Linked DNA regions of Homo sapiens: region 2 is linked to region 1. A link is a loop called in an ENCODE intact Hi-C map of the cell type or tissue named here. Cell type or tissue: B cell. All regions are shown on one strand. Links, peaks and the distances in the headings refer to the core of each region. The heading gives the core; the rest is flanking DNA.

Region 1 (8,344 bases), core at 130-8,129:
TTTCTTAATATTTAATACTTCTAAGACTTCAGAAACTAGATCAAAGTTTTAACTAGATGAGTTTTTTCAGCAATGCAAACTATTACACCAAAATGTTTATTCTGAATATAATAAATTTGCCCTCTGTCTCCTTTTCAGATTATAAGTACTTTAATCATAAACATCATCTGCATAATTACTACAATTACTGCAGTAACTCTAACAATAATAGAGTTGTCTCATTTTAATTCTGTGTCATACAGGAATTATGGACAAGCAGTAAGTGACCAATTCTATGGGAACATATTAATTTTAAAATTATTCTTTTTAATAATTTTGAAATCTTAGGAGGTAAGATGAGGCTTTTATTCGTCCTCATGAAATTCTTTGATTTAGTTGTGAGCTCTTGATTGAAAATTTTAAATCAAAAATAATTCTAGGCTGTGAGTTTTAGTAAATATTAAGAGAATGTTTGAATTCTTGACTTGCTGAATTAAAGTGAGTAAAAATTTGAAAGCTTCAGTGGCAAGTGTCTATGTATTAGGCACAGAGCCACTTAATGATTCTCTTAATACAAGAAAAGTATAATCCTGGACAATAAAACCATTTTGCAAATAAACAAAAGAATTCTGCTACTGACACATATGGTTCAAATTGTAGACACCTAGTAATTTCTGGCTTAACATAGAATTTTTCATACATAGCCTATCTTTGCATCTTACATAAATTTTGCTTTAAGGCCAAAAATGCTAAATATAAATAAACCTAACTTGTTTCCATTTAGTTGCCCAGTAAATGTGAAGATTTTTACTGATAACACAATAGTTTTATTTTAATTATATTGGCTTTAAATTCAGAATCATAAAATATTAGTGGGGCAAAAGACCTTAGCAAAGTTAATACAAAATCTCACATTTAAAGTGAGGACAAATTGGAGTGAAACACCTTGTCTGACCAACAGAACAAAACAAATAACAATTTCAGTAATGAGTAGAAGCGTCATTACAGGTGAAGGATAAACTTCCTCCTCCTCCCCTACACACTTTCACTCCATACCTGTGACATATTATTAAGGGGGACATCAGAGGAAAGAACCCAAACCTGGAGAACAAAACCCTGGAGGACAGTGATACAATAATAGAAAAATGCACTAATACCCCAAAATATATTATCTGTAACAAGTGATTATGTAAACAAACATGGACCAGATTTTCCCTATAAATTATAAGAAAATTGTCCAGTTGCCCTGAACATTCAATCTAGAAATCTTTAGTTCTAATTTTGAGGGCAGAGAATAGGAAAGGAGGACTTAAGTTATTAAGTGCATAATTGTTTCAAGTTATATGTCACCATTCTTATTCATAAACTTTTAATTATCAGTTTAATATGGCATAATTGCCAAGGATTGCCTTTTGCAGTCAGTGTGACAAACTATTGTAGTCTGTATTTATCTGATCTGAACTCAATGATAACGACCAGTTTTATAGTCTCTCAAAATCACAAGTTCAGCACAAGTTTGCTGTGATTAGTTACACAAAATGAGCTTGTATATTAGACTTATATCTCAAAGCCACCATCTTTTTCTAGTGTCATTACAGAATTATATACTTACACTTGCTAAGGCAGCCAACATTTTACAGGACTTTTACATGCCAACTTTTCTCACATAAGCAAGGGGCTTGGCTAAATCTACAAAGTCATCAAGTTTTCAGTGTTCCCAGGCAGGGTCAGAAAAGTGCATGCATCTGAAATATACTCCTCATATAGCAAAATGGTTAATAGTATAGATTCCAGGATCAGAGTGCACTTATTTAAATACTATCCTCAGTACTCACTGTGTGTAAACCCCTGGAAAAGTTTCTTAACTTAACTGTTTCCAAGTTTTCTTTTGTGAGAAATGAAGAAAATGCCTGCTAGTTAACTGCTCTGTTCTTTCTTCCAAACTCCCGGCCTGTTGTTTTAAAAGCTAGTTTGACTTTTCTACTTGGCTATGTTTCTATCACTATTATATCAAACTCAACAGATATAAAATGGAAATTACTTACCTCCTCAGAAGTACTATACTGCAAGACTCCCTCGTTTCAATCTCCCACATACAAAACCTTGACATAATACCTCATCTCTTTCTACTGTCTTTATAATTACCAAATATTGCTTATTCTTCATTTAAGTATTTATTAATTAGGGTTATCTTGGTTTTAAGTAATAGGAAATACAACCCAAGTTGACTTAAGGCAAAAAGGGTCACTTACTTTACTTAAGCTGGGTCCAGAAGCTTACAGTTTACATCATCTGCCAGGAACTCATTCATTCCGTCTCTCTCTCTCTCTCTCTCTCTCTCTCTCTCTCTCTCTCTCTCTCTCTGTGTGTGTGTGTGTGTGTGTGTGTGTGTGTGTGTTTCCGTTTCCTCAGTTTTCATATTTGAGCTGCTCTGGCCAACCTTTTGCCGCTTTCAGTCAGGGAGGGAGTTTTAGAATAGCACTCTCATATAAATTAAAGAATATGGGGCCAGGCACGGTGGCTCACGCCTGTAATCCCAGCACTTTGGAAGGCCAAGGCAGGCGGATCACTTGAGATCAGATGTTCGAGACCAGCCTGGCCAACAAGGTGAAACCCTGTCTCCACTAAAAATACAAAAGTTAGCTGGGCATGGCGGTGGGCACCTGTAATCCCAGCTACTCCGGAGGCTAAGGCACGAGAATCGCTTGAACCCAGGAGGCAGAGGTTGCAGTGAGCCGAGATTGCGCCACTGCACTCCAGCCTGGGTGATAGAGCGAGACTCAGTCTCAAAATAAATTAAATTAAAAAATTAAAAAAAATAAGGAATATGGGTAAAATGACTTTTCACAGTCTTGTCAGCTAAGAGGTCCCAAGTACTTTCTAGCTAAAATGTTATGATTATGATTGTGCATTTCTGCCAACAAAAGTAAATCAAAATTATTTACCTTGGTATTTCAAACTTTCTACATCTTTTCCTTATCCTCCTGTTTATATCATATATGAATGAACACTGTAATTCAGTTAAAACCTGTTTTTCATTTTCTCAAAATGTTATATTGCTTACACTCAGTTTTGTTCTCACATTAAAAACCATAGGTTGTTCAAATATGTATTTTAGCTTTACTCTACTGGTTGTATTTTATGTCTCAATTTTTAAATTATTTTGTCACACTTTTAATTTATGCTATTAAACTCTTTCTGAAACAAGATAGGTTACAAGGAAACAAGCAAATAAAAATTTAAAGTTGCCTAGAATGCTGTTTCCTTCCTTCGTTTTTCTCAGTCCTACCCTTATTTCAAAGGTCCTACCACTTTATGAAGCCTTCCCAGAGAGTAATAGCTTGGAGTGAACCTCCTGTCCCTCCTGTCCCCTATAATGATTGAGCAAGTTTTTATCCATTTTTTATGGTACCTTATATTATCTTTCTGTCTCTTCTACTTCATTATAAACTCTAAGAAATCAGGAAGTTATGTGTCATTGCATTCCTATCATCTAATTCCTACTACCAGATAGTTTCTTGAATATAAAAGATATTAAATAAACCAAACAAAGAAGGAGGAGGAAGAGTTAGAGAAGGAATTGAAAGGGAGAGAATTATGATGTCATTCTTTCTAGTTCTGAGTATCATTCTTGTCTTTCCACAGCCAGCACAAAACCCACATTTTCAGGATGAGTACCAATATTATTCACATAACTAACCAATCGGATTTGTAGTTGAAAATATCTTTCTGATAGCAACAGAAGGGAATCTGTTTTATTTATCCCAGCAGTCACAATCACCTTATGCTTCCAAGTTAAATGTTCTTTGAACTCTTTTTGAATGTATTAATCATTTTAAATGATATTAGAGCAATATATATGTGAGAGTTTTATCACCATGTATGTAAATTTAAGAAGGGTTGTGATTAATAATAGCTGTTTTAATAGAAAAGGATTGCTTGATAAATCTGTTGGTGGCCATCTTATCATTAGAGACAGGAAAGTCAAATCTTACTAACTGGAGAGTTTAGATAGTGAGCTGTGCCAGCGACTCTGTAAAAGCTGTCAGAAGTGAGACAAGAATGCTAAGCAATGGAGATCAAATGCAGAAGCCACAGATGCTGAATTGAGGAACTGAAAGCTAGGGAAAGTGTAGCAGAGGGCAAAGGAGTAGAAATGTCTAAGGAAATCAAATGGTGAAAGGTTTATCTGTTCTTATTTTCCTTCCTTTTTTTTTTTTTTTTTTTTGACTCTCATACCAGTAGCTCCTTCCATGATCATGTTTGCACTCACTAAAGATAATAGCATTAAGATTTCTCCCTGTTTTTTGGTTATAGAAACTTGGGAGGGAAGTATCACGTATTTTACTGTTCTTCTACGGTTTGGAATTTTCTATTGCACTTACACACTCAATATACAGCTGTTCCAATTTGGTAAGTGTTTACCCACTCTCTGGCAAATCAAAAGATGTTGATTTCTAGTAACTACACTCTATGAGAAGATGAAGTGCACTGATACAAAATATTTAGAACTAATATAAATGGAATGTGTGATATTGCCTTTATTTTTTATTTTTGTTATTTTATAAATAGCATAAAATTATAACAGTAATACATGAAACTACATTTAAAAGCAAAAAGCATATAGAGTAAAAAGTGATTTTTCTTTAATATAGTTCTCATCGTATCCACACATCCAATTCTATACAAAAAAAGACGAATACACACACATTCTCTTTACTAATTGTATGTATTATATTCACATTATTTTGTCACATTCATTTTTTGCAATGATTAGAAATATCTTTCCATTACAAAACATATCTAAATAATGCCTTTTATTGCCTTCATTGTTTTTCTTAGTATTTAGCATTCCCTAATTACTGCATATGTAGCTTGGTTTCCAGTTTTTTCTAAATTATAAACAATGATGCAGTGAACATTTGAGTATAAATATTTTTGCATACAGGACCACTAATTCTTTAGGTGTTTGATTCCTAGAAATGTCATTGCAGGATCAAGTGTAACAACATCCCAAAATGCTATAACAACTCACAAAAGTTTATGAGAATGATTATTTTCTCACAAGCTTAAAAGACTACATATCTAACATTCATTCATTCTTTCTCAAATATTTACGGAGAGCATGCTATTTGCTAGGCATTGTCATAGGCACTAAGGATGCAATGATTAACAAAACAATGGCCTCTCCATTAGGGAGTTTGCATTCCACTGGGGGAGAAAGGCAATAAACAAACACATAAAATTATAAAATGTCAAGAACTGAAAAATGTTATGAAGTAAAATAAAGCAAACTAAGGAGATAAGGCAAGATTATTTTATGTAGGATGGTCAAGGAAGACTACTATGATCAACAACTGATTGAAATACAGAAACAACTATAAGACTACATGGTAAAAGGATTTCTGAAGAGAGGGAATGAGTTGCATTTCCAGAATGGCTGATTGAGGACATGGTAACTCTCCCTAAAAATGAAATTATAAAACTGAACAAAATTGTCAATGAACAACCTTCTAAAGATTCAGGAAGTTGACCAAGCATACAAGAACTTGAGAAGTGTTTATTTAAGAAAATCTACTGGACCTCAGTAAGAACAGTGCATGTCTGTGGCATGTTAGCTTGGGACTGTTCCCACTCTTCCCACCTGATATGGTTAGGCTTTGTGTCCCCACCCAAATCTCATCTTGAATTGTAATCCCCAGGTTTTGAGGGAGGAACCTGATGGGAGGAAACTGGATCATGGGGGCAGTTTTCCCCATGCTATTCTCATGATAGTGAGTGAGTTCTCATGAGATCTGATAGTTTTATAAGTGTTTAGCAAGTTCCTCATTCACTCAGTCTTCTTTCTCCTGCTGCCATGTGAAAAAGGTCCTTGCTTCCCCTTTGCCTTACGCCATCATTGTAAGTTTCCTGAGGTCTCCCAAGCCATGTGGAACTGTAAGTCAATTAAACCTCTTTCCTTTATAAATTACCCAGTCTTGACAAGTTTGTTATAGCAGTGTGAAAACAGACTAATATACTACCCCACCCTCAGATTCCGTTACGCAGAAGTTTACCTTGGTGGGTCAGACTGTGAGGCCCAGCAGCCTCATTGCTTGAGATGACTAGTTTTATTTGGAACAGAGCTCAGAAAGTTCCAAGACCAAAAGCGTTATTAAAACAACAGTAATCCCAGTGACAAACAAGCAGATAAGGCCAAGGTCACTCCTAGCCTGACTAAGATCACAATACTTGTTGGGGCAAAAAATTTACTAGCAACCAACCAGAAACTCAACAGAGAAATTTGAAGAACAGGACAGCCACAGTGGACCTTGATAACTTCCTACTTTTCCCCTGTAGTCTGGAAGAATATAAATATGTGCAAAGCTATACACATACTAAGGAGACAGGAGAAGGTCCTAGTGAGCCCTTGGTTGAACAAGAGGCCTTGCAAAAATAAAGTAAAAGCTGGGGCAACCTCAACTTTGAATATATTGCTCAAGCTACACTGATTCATTGGGAAAGGGTAGAAGTCTTACTGGCTCAAGGTGTCTAATACTTTCCTAGAGCTTCTATAACAAAGCACCACAGACTGTAGCTTAAACAACAAACTTATTTTCTTACAATTCCAGAGGCTAGAAGTTCAAGATCAAGGTGTTGGCAGGGTTAGTTTCTTCTGAGGCATCTCTCTTTGGCTTTCACTTGGCTGTCTTCTCCCTGTGTTTTCACATGGTCTTCTCTTTATTTGTCTGTGTCCTAGTCTCTTCTAAGCTCACCAGTCATATTAGATTAGGGCTCATTCTAATTACCTTATTATAACTTCATTGCCAGTTAAAAGACCCTATTTCCAAATACAGTCACATTCCAAGGTACTGGGAGTTAGGACTTCCAGTATTCCAAGATACTAACCACTGGTATTGCTAACCACCACTCCTGGGAAATGAGGCAATCAGAATCTAAAATTGCTACCATATATTATCTAAAATGTCCAGTTTTCAACAACAAAAAGTATGCAAATAATAATAGTTACCCATAGGGTTCAAAACAACACTTAATAGACATAGCGTCTTTGAGCAAGGGAAGAATAAATGTTGGACTTAACAAAGAAAGGCTTCAAAAATTAGTAAAGTAGGTTGGAGGAGCCAAGATGGCCGAATAGGAACAGCTCCGGTCTACAGCTCCCAGCATGAGCGACGCAGAAGACGGGTGATTTCTGCATTTCCATCTGAGGTACCAGGTTCATCTCACTAGGGAGTGCCAGACAGTGGGCGCAGGCCAGTGTGTGCACGCACCGTGCGCGAGCCGAAGCAGGGCGAGGCATTGCCTCACCTGGGAAGCTCAAGGGGTCAGGGAGTTCCCTTTCCGAGTCAAAGAAAGGGGTGACGGACGCACCTGGAAAATCGGGTCACTCCCACCCGAATATTGCGCTTTTCAGACCGGCTCAAAAAACGGCGCACCAGGAGACTATATCCCACACCTGGCTCAGAGGGTCCTACGCCCACGGAATCTCGCTGATTGCTAGCACAGCAGTCTCAGATCAAACTGCGAGGTGGCAGCGAGGTTGGGGGAGGGGCGCCCGCCATTGCGCAGGCTTGCTTAGGTAAACAAAGCAGCCTGGAAGCTCGAACTGGGTGGAGCCCACCACAGCTCAAGGAGGCCTGCCTGCCTCTGTAGGCTCCACCTCTGGGGGCAGGGCACAGACAAACAAAAAGACAGCAGTAACCTCTGCAGACTTAAGTGTCCCTGTCTGACAGCTTTGAAGAGAGCAGTGGTTCTCCCAGCACGCAGCTGGAGATCTGAGAACGGGCAGACTGCCTCCTCAAGTGGGTCCCTGACCCCTGACCCCCGAGCAGCCTAACTGGGAGGCACCCCCCAGCAGGGGCACACTGACACCTCACACGGCAGGGTATTCCAACAGACCTGCAGCTGAGGGTCCTGTCTGTTAGAAGGAAAACTAACAACCAGAAAGGACATCTACACCAAAAACCCATCTGTACATCACCATCATCAAAGACCAAAAGTAGATAAAACCACAAAGATGGGGAAAAAACAGAACAGAAAAACTGGAAACTCTAAAACGCAGAGCGCCTCTCCTCCTCCAAAGGAACACAGTTCCTCACCAGCAACGGAACAAAGCTGGATGGAGAATGATTTTGACGAGCTGAGAGAAGAAGGCTTCAGACGATCAAATTACTCTGAGCTACGGGAGGACATTCAAACCAAAGGCAAAAAAGTTGAAAACTTCGAAAAAAATTTAGAAGAATGTATAACTAGAATAACCAATACAGAGAAGTGCTTAAAGGAGCTGATGGAGCTGAAAACCAAGGCTCAAGAACTACGTGAAGAATGCAGAAGCCTCAGGAGCCGATGCAATCAACTGGAAGAA
Region 2 (8,344 bases), core at 171-8,170, 42 kb after region 1:
ATGACTTTTCCTTTTCCTCCTTTTCCTCCTATTGCTCTATAGGATATTAACCATTTCATGATTTTAACACAATACCTATTCTGCAGCCAATGGAGCAAGGAGTAATTCTGACTTTCAAGTCTTATTATTTAAGAAATACTTTTTTAGGACTATAGCTGCAATAGATGGTGATTCTTCTAATGGGCCTGGGCAAAGTGAATCCGGGAAAACCTTCTGGAAAGAATTCACCCTTCTAGATGCCATTAAGAACATTTTTGATTCATGGAAAGAGGTCAAAATATCAACATTAAGAAGAATTTAGAAGAAATGAAGACCAAGCCTCATGGATGAGTTTGAGAGGTTTAAGACTTCAGTAGAGGAAGTAACTGCAGATGCGGTGGAGATAGCAAGCAAACTAGAATCAGAAGTGGAGCCTGAATGTGACAGAATTGCTGCAATCTCATAAAACTTGATTGCATAAGGAGTTGCTTCTTTTTTTTTTTTTTTTTTTTTTTTTTGAGGTGGAGTCTTGTTTTGTCACCCAGTCTGGAGTGCAGTGGCGCGATCTCAGTTCACTGCAACCTCCGTCTCCTGGGTTCAAGCGATTCTCCTGCCTCAGCCTCCTGAGTAGCTGGGACTACAGGTGCCCACCACCACACCAGGCTAATTTTTTTTATTTTTAGTAGAGATGGGATTTCACCGTGTTAGCCGGGCTGGTCTTGATCTCCTGACCTCATGATCCGCCCACCTCGGCTTCTCAAAGTGCTGGGATTACAGGAGGAGTTGCTTCTTATGAATGAGCAAAGAAAGTGGTTTTCTGAGATGAAATCTACTCCTGCTGCAGATGCTATGAGCACTGTTGAAATGACAACAAAGGATTTAGAATACTACACATACTTAGTTGATAAAGCGGTGGCAGAGCTGAAGAGGATTGACTTCAATTTTGAAACAAGTTCTGTGAGTAAAATACTATCAAACAGCATCACATGCTACAGAGAAGTCTTTCAAGAAAGGAAGAGTCAATCATCATGACAAACTTCCTTGTCTTATTTTAGGAAATCACTACAGCCATCCCAACCTTTAGCAACCACCACCCTGAGAAGTCAGCAGCCATTAACATCAAGGCAAGACCCTCTACCAACAAAAGATTATGACTCACTGAAGTCTCAGATGATCACTGGCATTTTTAACAATAAAGTATTTTAATTAAGATATGTCCAGTTTTAAATACAATACTGTTGTACACTTAATAGACTACAGTCTAATAGTCTAATAACTTTTTTTCAGATGGAGTCTCACTTTGTCACCGAGGCTGGAGTGCAGTGGCACAATCTTGGCTCACTGCAACCTCCGCCTCTTGGGTTTAAGCGATTCTCCTGCCTCAGCCTCCCTAGTAGCTGGGACTACAGGTGCACACTTCCACACCCAGCTAATTTTTTTCTATTTTTAGTAGAGACGGGTTTCACCATATTGGCCAGGCTGGTCTCGAACTCTTGACATCAGGTGATCTGCCCACCTCAGCCTCCCAAAGTGCTGGGGTTACAGGTATGAGCCATTGCATCCAGCCCTAATAACTTTTATATGCATGGAAAAACCAAAAAATTACTGTGATTCACTTTATTGCAATATTTGCTTTATTGTGGTGATCTAGAACTAAACCCACAATATCTCCAAGGTGTGTCTGTATTTATGTATATATAATATTAAAATAATTCAAAGATCTAATATAGGGGCAAGTCATATTACAAATTAGACGGCTCAAATTTTAAAGATATCAATCCTTCCTGTGGCAAATTAGAAGTGATCATAAACTCTTTGACACTCCTTGACCACAGAAAAAGTCAAGTCTAGGTCCCTTTCTCTTGAATCTAAGTGGACTTTGAACATTTTGACTCACAGAATATAGGAGAAATGATACTGTGACTTTCTAGGCCCACGCTTCAAAAGGACACAGCTTCCATTCTCTATACCTTAGAGCACTCTCTCTGGGACCCCTGAGCTGCTATACAGGAAGTCCAGCTACATTGACACTGCCCTGCTGTAGAAGCCACCTGCAGTGGCTTTTATCAGAGTCTCAGTTCAGCCAGCCTTACTTGCCAGTATATCAGGCATGAGTGAGGTCCTCTCAGACCCTTCAGACCAACCTATCCATCAACTGAATATCACCAAAATTAACAAGCTGAGAGAATACATGGACACATAGAGGGAAATGACAGACACTGGGGCCTATCCAAGGGTGAAGGGCGGGAGTAGAGAGAGGACCAGGAAAAATAACTAATGAGTATCAGGTTTAATACCTGCATGATGAAATAATCTGTTCAACAAACCCCCATGACACAAGTTTACCTATATAACAAACCTGCACAGGTACTCCTGAACTTAAAATAAGAGTTTAGACACAAAACTCATTCTAAATGTATGTGGAAATTAAATGAGACAAGAATGTCCAAGTTTATGTTGAAGAAGAATAAAGTTGGAGAACTCATGCTACCAAATATCAAGACTTATTCTAAAGCTACTAGTTTCTTGAGACACTCTGTTTCTGGGGGAGCCATGAGGGGCCATATTACAAGTATAACTACACTGAGACTGCAGAACTGGAGAAGCCACCTATAGAGCCTATTGTCAGAGTCCTAGCAATTGAGAGATTTAATAACTGTCCCAGTTATTAAGACAGTGCATGTGTAAAATATGCCAACAAAACAGAATAGAGTTCAAAAACAGATGTACACATTTTTAGACAATTTATAACAAGAACAGTTCAGAGCTGTATAAAGTATAGTTTTCAATAAATTGTCTTACAATGGGATAAAATGTACTTATAACTTTCAATAAATTCATAAAAATGAATGAGTTCCAGGCAGATTATAGATCTAATTGTTAAAGATAATACAATCAACAAAATATTAGCAAGTGAAACCCAACAGCATATTATTTACAAAGAAACAGAATTATTTAAAATGACCAAGTTAGATTTATCCTAGAAATGCAAGGGTGGTTCAATATAAGAAAATCAATCAGTGTAATATATCAAATTAATAAAACAAAGGGGAATAAAATGATATGATTATCTCAATTGTTGCAGGAAAAGCATATAACAAAATTCAACACCTTGCATGATAAAAACTCAGAAAACTAGGAATAGAGGAAAAATTTCTGAACACTATAAAGGATATTTATGAATGAATACAGATAATATGATTATCTATGGTAAAAGACTGAAAGACTTCTCTCTAAGATCAGGAACAAGACAAGGATGCCCTCTTCCACCTCTGCTATTTGACATTGTACTGGAAGATCTAGCTAGAGCAGTTAGACAAAAAAAAAAAAAAAAGAAACAAAAGGCATCTAAATTGAAAAGAAAGTGGCAAAGCTCTCTCTGTCAGTAGATAACATTATCTTCTACATAGAAAATAAAAAAGAATCCATATAACAGCTAGTAAAAGCATTTATCAAAGTAGCAAGGTATAAGATCAACACGCAAAAATTAGTTATGTTTTTATATACCAGTAATGAACAATCCAAAAAGGAAATCAAGAAAGCAATACCATTTACAATAGCATATAAAAAACTAAATACTTAGGAATAAAACAAACCAAGGAGGTGAAAGACTTGTATGCTAAAAACTAGAAAATATTGCTGAAAGTAATTAAAGGAGATCTAAATAAATGTAAAGACATATGTGTTCATGGATAGAAAGTCTTAACATTGCTAAGACATTAATACTGTTACCCAAAGCAATATATAGATTCGATGCAATTTCTATCAAAATCCCAACAGCCTTTTTGCAAGAATGGAAAATAAGTTCTTCAAATTCATTTGGAATTACAGGCCAAAATGATCTTGGGAAAGAACAATAATGTTGGAGGACTCACACTTCCTGACTCCAAAAACTGTAGCAAAGCTACAGTTATTAAAAGTATGGTAATGGCATGAAGACAAACATACAGACATATTGAAAAAAATTGAGAGCCCAGAAATAAAGTCTTGCATATATGGTCAATAGATTTTTGTCAAGAATGTCAGGACCACTGAATGGGGAAGGGACAGTATTCTCAACAAATGCTGTGGGAAAATTGGATATCTATATGCAAAAGAATCAAGTTGGACCCTTTATACCATATACAAAAATTAACTGAAGAGAAACTTAACATCTAAACTTAAACAAAAGACAAAACTATAAAATGCTTAGAAGGAAAGAGTGCGGAAAATATTTACAAGACTGGATTTGGCAATAATTTCATAGATATGACACCAAAGGCACAAAGCAGCAAAAGCAAAAAGAGATAAATTCGACTTAATCAAAATTAAGAACTTCTGTGCATCAAAAAACACTCAAAAGAGTGAAAAGACAATCTACAGAGTGGGAAAATAGTTGCAAATCATATATCTGACAAGGAATTAATATCCAGAATATATAAAGAACTCCTATAACTTAATAATAACAAAAAATTTTCAAAGTGGGCAAAGAACTTGAATAGACATTTCTCTAAAGAACATAGACAATGACTAATAACCACATGAAAAGATGTTCAGCATCACTAACCATTAGGGAACTGAAAAATCAAAACCACAATGAGATACCACTTCATACCCATTGGGACAGCCATCACTAAAAAAGGAAAGGAGGGAGGGAGGAAGGAAAGAAAGAAAAAAGGAAGGAAGGAAGGAAGGAAACAAGTGTTGGTGAGGATGTGGAGAAATTGGAACCTTGCGTCTGCTGGTGGGAATGTGAAATGTTAGAGCCTCTGTGGAAAACAGTGTGGTGGTTCCTAAAAAAGTTACACATAACATTACCATATCTTCCAGCAATTCCACTTCTAGGTATATACCTCCAAAGAACCAAAAGCAAGGACTCAAACAGATATTGGTACACTAAGTCAATGTCAACATTATTCATGATAGCCAAAAAATGGAAACAATCCAAATGGCCATCATCAGATGAATGAATAAACAAAATGTGTTATATATGTATGCAATAAAATATTATTGTCTTACAAATGAATGAAATTCTAATGCGTTCAACACCTTGAAAGCAAACCTTGAAAATGTTATGCTTAGTTAAATAAGCCAGGCACAGAAAGACAAATGTTGTATAATTCCACTTACATGAGGTATCTAGAATAGGCAAATTCATACAGCCAGAAAGCAAAATAGAGGTTACAAGGAGACGGAAGAAGAGGAGAAGGGAAGATACTGCTTAATGGGGAGTATTTCATCTTGTTGGGATGATGAAAAAGTTTTGGTTATAGATAGTGATGATTGGTACACAGCATTGTGAATGTATTTAATACCACTGAATTGTATACATACAAATGGTTTAAATGATAAATAATATGCTAAGTATATCTTACCACAATTGAAAAGGATAATACAATAGGCTTCTAGATTTTAGCATAGGTGATTATCATCATCATCTTGGAGCAGCTAAAGATTTCCTAAAATAGATACAGAGAGCACTGATCATGGGGGATAATATTGATAAAATGGTATACATTAAAATCAGGAACATCTATTAAAGGACACTATTTAGAAAGTGAAAAGGCAAGCCACAGACTAGGAGAAGGTATTTCAAAGTATACAGTATCCTAAAAGGTTTACTTTCAAGTTTTGGTAACTTCAAAAGTACAAACTCAAACAAATCATTTTATCATTTAATTACTTAAATTTATTTTACATGTATTTAGTTTTATGAATTTTTAGTAATACAATTTAATGTCCATTTTTCATTTCAGTCACTCTGAAGATGGAAATTTTTTTCTATAGAGTCAATTTGCTGAACATGAAAAAACCAGTGCCACATAGCACAGGGAGGTCTCCAAGAGCCCCTGTGTCTTTCTATTGAGCCCCAAAGCCCCATCCAGATCTCTTCATCCTTCTTGATGAGTTTTCCTATAGTACCTTTTCTTTCTTTTTTTTTTTTTATTATTATACTTTAAGTTTTAGGGTACATGTGCACAACGTGCAGGTTAGTTACATATGTATACATGTGACATGTTGGTGTGCTGCACCCATTAACTCGTCATTTAACATAAGGTATATCTCCTAATGCTATCCCTCCCCCATCCCCCACCCCACAACAGGCCCCAGTGTGTGATGTTCCCCTTCCTGTGTCCATGTGTTCTCATTGTTCAATTCCCACCTATGAGTGAGAACATGTGGTGTTTGGTATTTTTGTCCTTGCCATAGTTTGCTAAGAATGATGGTTTCCAGCTTCATCCATGTCCCTACAAAGGACATGAACTCATCATTTTTTATGGCTGCATAGTATTCCATGGTGTATATGTGCCACATTTTCTTAATCCAGTCTATCATTATTGGACATTTGGCTTGGTTCCAAGTCTTTGCTATTGTGAATAGTGCCACAATAAACATATGTGTGCATGTGTCTTTATAGCAGCATGATTTATAATCCTTTGGGTATATACCCAGTAAAAAAAGAGCCTGCATTGCCAAGTCAATCCTAAGCCAAAAGAACAAAGCTGGAGGTATCATGCTACCTGACTTCAAACTATACTACAAGGCTACAGTCACCAAAACAGCATGGTACTGGTACCAAAACAGAGATATAGACCAATGGAACAGAGCAGAGCCCTCAGAAATAATGCTGCATATCTACAACCATCTGATCTTTGACAAACCTGACAAAAACAAGAAATGGGGAAAGGATTCCCTATTATTAAGACAAGAAAATTGTCAAATAAATACTCCAAACTCTCACCTAAAAAAAACTAGAAAAGGAAGAGCAAAATAAACCCAAATAAATCAGGAGAAAATAATAAAGATAAGTCAATAAAATTAAAATTTAAAAAGTAGAGAAAATCAGTACAACAAATAGTTGATTCTTTTAAAAGATCATCAAAATCAACAAACATCTAGCAAAACTGATCAAGAAAAAGAAAGAGAAGACAAAAATTATCAAACTCAGAAATAAAATAGAGTATATTACTACAGATAATTTATATCTCAAAATAATATTAAGAGACTACTATCAGTAACTCTATAGACACAAATTTGACAACTTTGATAAAATGAACAAATTTTCCCAAAAAGCACAAACTACAACTCAATATGAAATAGATCATTTTAATGGCCCTATAATTGTTAGAAAAATAAAATTTGTAATTTTAAAACTCCTGAAAAAGACATCTCCAGGCCTGATTTCACCAAAGAATTCTACCAGATGTTCTTAGAATATTCAACACCAGTTTTTCTCAATATTTTTCAAAAAAACAGAAGAGAATGAAACATTTCCCAACTTATTTGAAGAAGCCAATATTATTCTGATACCAAAATCAAATAAGACAAAGATAGTACAAAAGAAGAAAACTATAGATCCATATCCTTCAGAATATAGACAAAAACATCATTTATGAAGTATTAGGAAATATAATTCAGCAATACTTAAAAATAATTTTCCACCATGACTAAGTGAAACTTATTCCAGATATACACAGCTGGTTTAGTACTCAAGAAGCAATCAATGTAACCCATCATATTAATAGGCTAAAGAAGGAAAATCACATGATCATGTCAGTTGATGCAAAATAAACCACATTTGACAAAATTTAACACCCATTCATGATATTTTAGAAAGCTCTTAGAATAATAGAAATGTAGGAGAACTTCCACAACCTGATAAAGAACACCTACAAAAAAACTTACAGCTAACATTATATTTCATCTTTAAAAATTGAATTATTTTCCCCTAAGATTGGTAACAGTGCAAAGATACCATCTCTCACCATGCTTACTAGCACAGTACTAGAAGTCTTAGCACAGATCAATAAGATAAAAAAAGAAACATAAAAAGCATACAGATTGTAAAGGAGAAAATAAAAATATCCCTGTTTGCAGATGACATGATGATCTGTGTAGAAAATCCCATGCAATAAAAAAGAAAAGGACTCCTGGAACTAATAAGTGAGTTCAGCAAGGTCACAGGATACAAGATTAATGATCAACATACAAAATTAATTATATTTTTATATAATAGCAATGAACATATGGACAACAAAATTTAAAACAATATTATTTAAAATCACTCAAACAATTAAATACTTAGGTATAAATTTAGCAAAATATGTACAGGACTTATATTTTGAAAATTATCTAATACTAATAAAAGAATTCAGGAGGCTGAGGTGGGTGGATCACCTGAGGTCAGGAGTTCAAGACAAGCCTGACCAACCTGGTAAAACCCCATCTCTACTAAAAATACAAAAATTAGCCTGGCGTGGTGGCATGTGCCTGTAATCCCAGCTACTCAGGAGGCTGAGGCAGGAGGATTGCTTGAATCTGGGAGGCAAAGGTTGCAGTGAGCCAAGATCATGCCACTGAATTCCAGCCTGGTTGACAAGAGCAA

What was found. Hi-C counts contacts between places; a loop is a spot of excess contacts. Peaks named below come from ENCODE experiments on the same cell type or tissue, not always from the same donor. Only the 100,000 strongest peaks of a DNase experiment are listed, where the experiment ranks them.
Region 2: a loop joins it to region 1, with 2.1 times the contacts of the local background. A loop is called at or near these places in 2 of 110 quality-filtered maps.

What each region holds. Positions count from the first base shown.
Region 1 is chr11:60,525,069-60,533,412 of GRCh38, forward strand. MS4A13 (membrane spanning 4-domains A13) reads left to right here. Exons shown (of 7, transcript NM_001012417.3): 5 at 139-258; 6 at 4,297-4,392. Among named protein-coding and RNA genes, the nearest start is that of MS4A13, 14 kb to the left of the region's middle. RefSeq lists a silencer at 3,997-4,146. In B cell, for the core only: no CTCF peak of the experiment used is centred there; a DNase peak (open chromatin) is centred at 4,073.
Region 2 is chr11:60,566,571-60,574,914 of GRCh38, forward strand. No RefSeq gene overlaps it. Among named protein-coding and RNA genes, the nearest start is that of LINC00301, 45 kb to the right of the region's middle. In B cell, for the core only: no CTCF peak of the experiment used is centred there; a DNase peak (open chromatin) is centred at 4,561.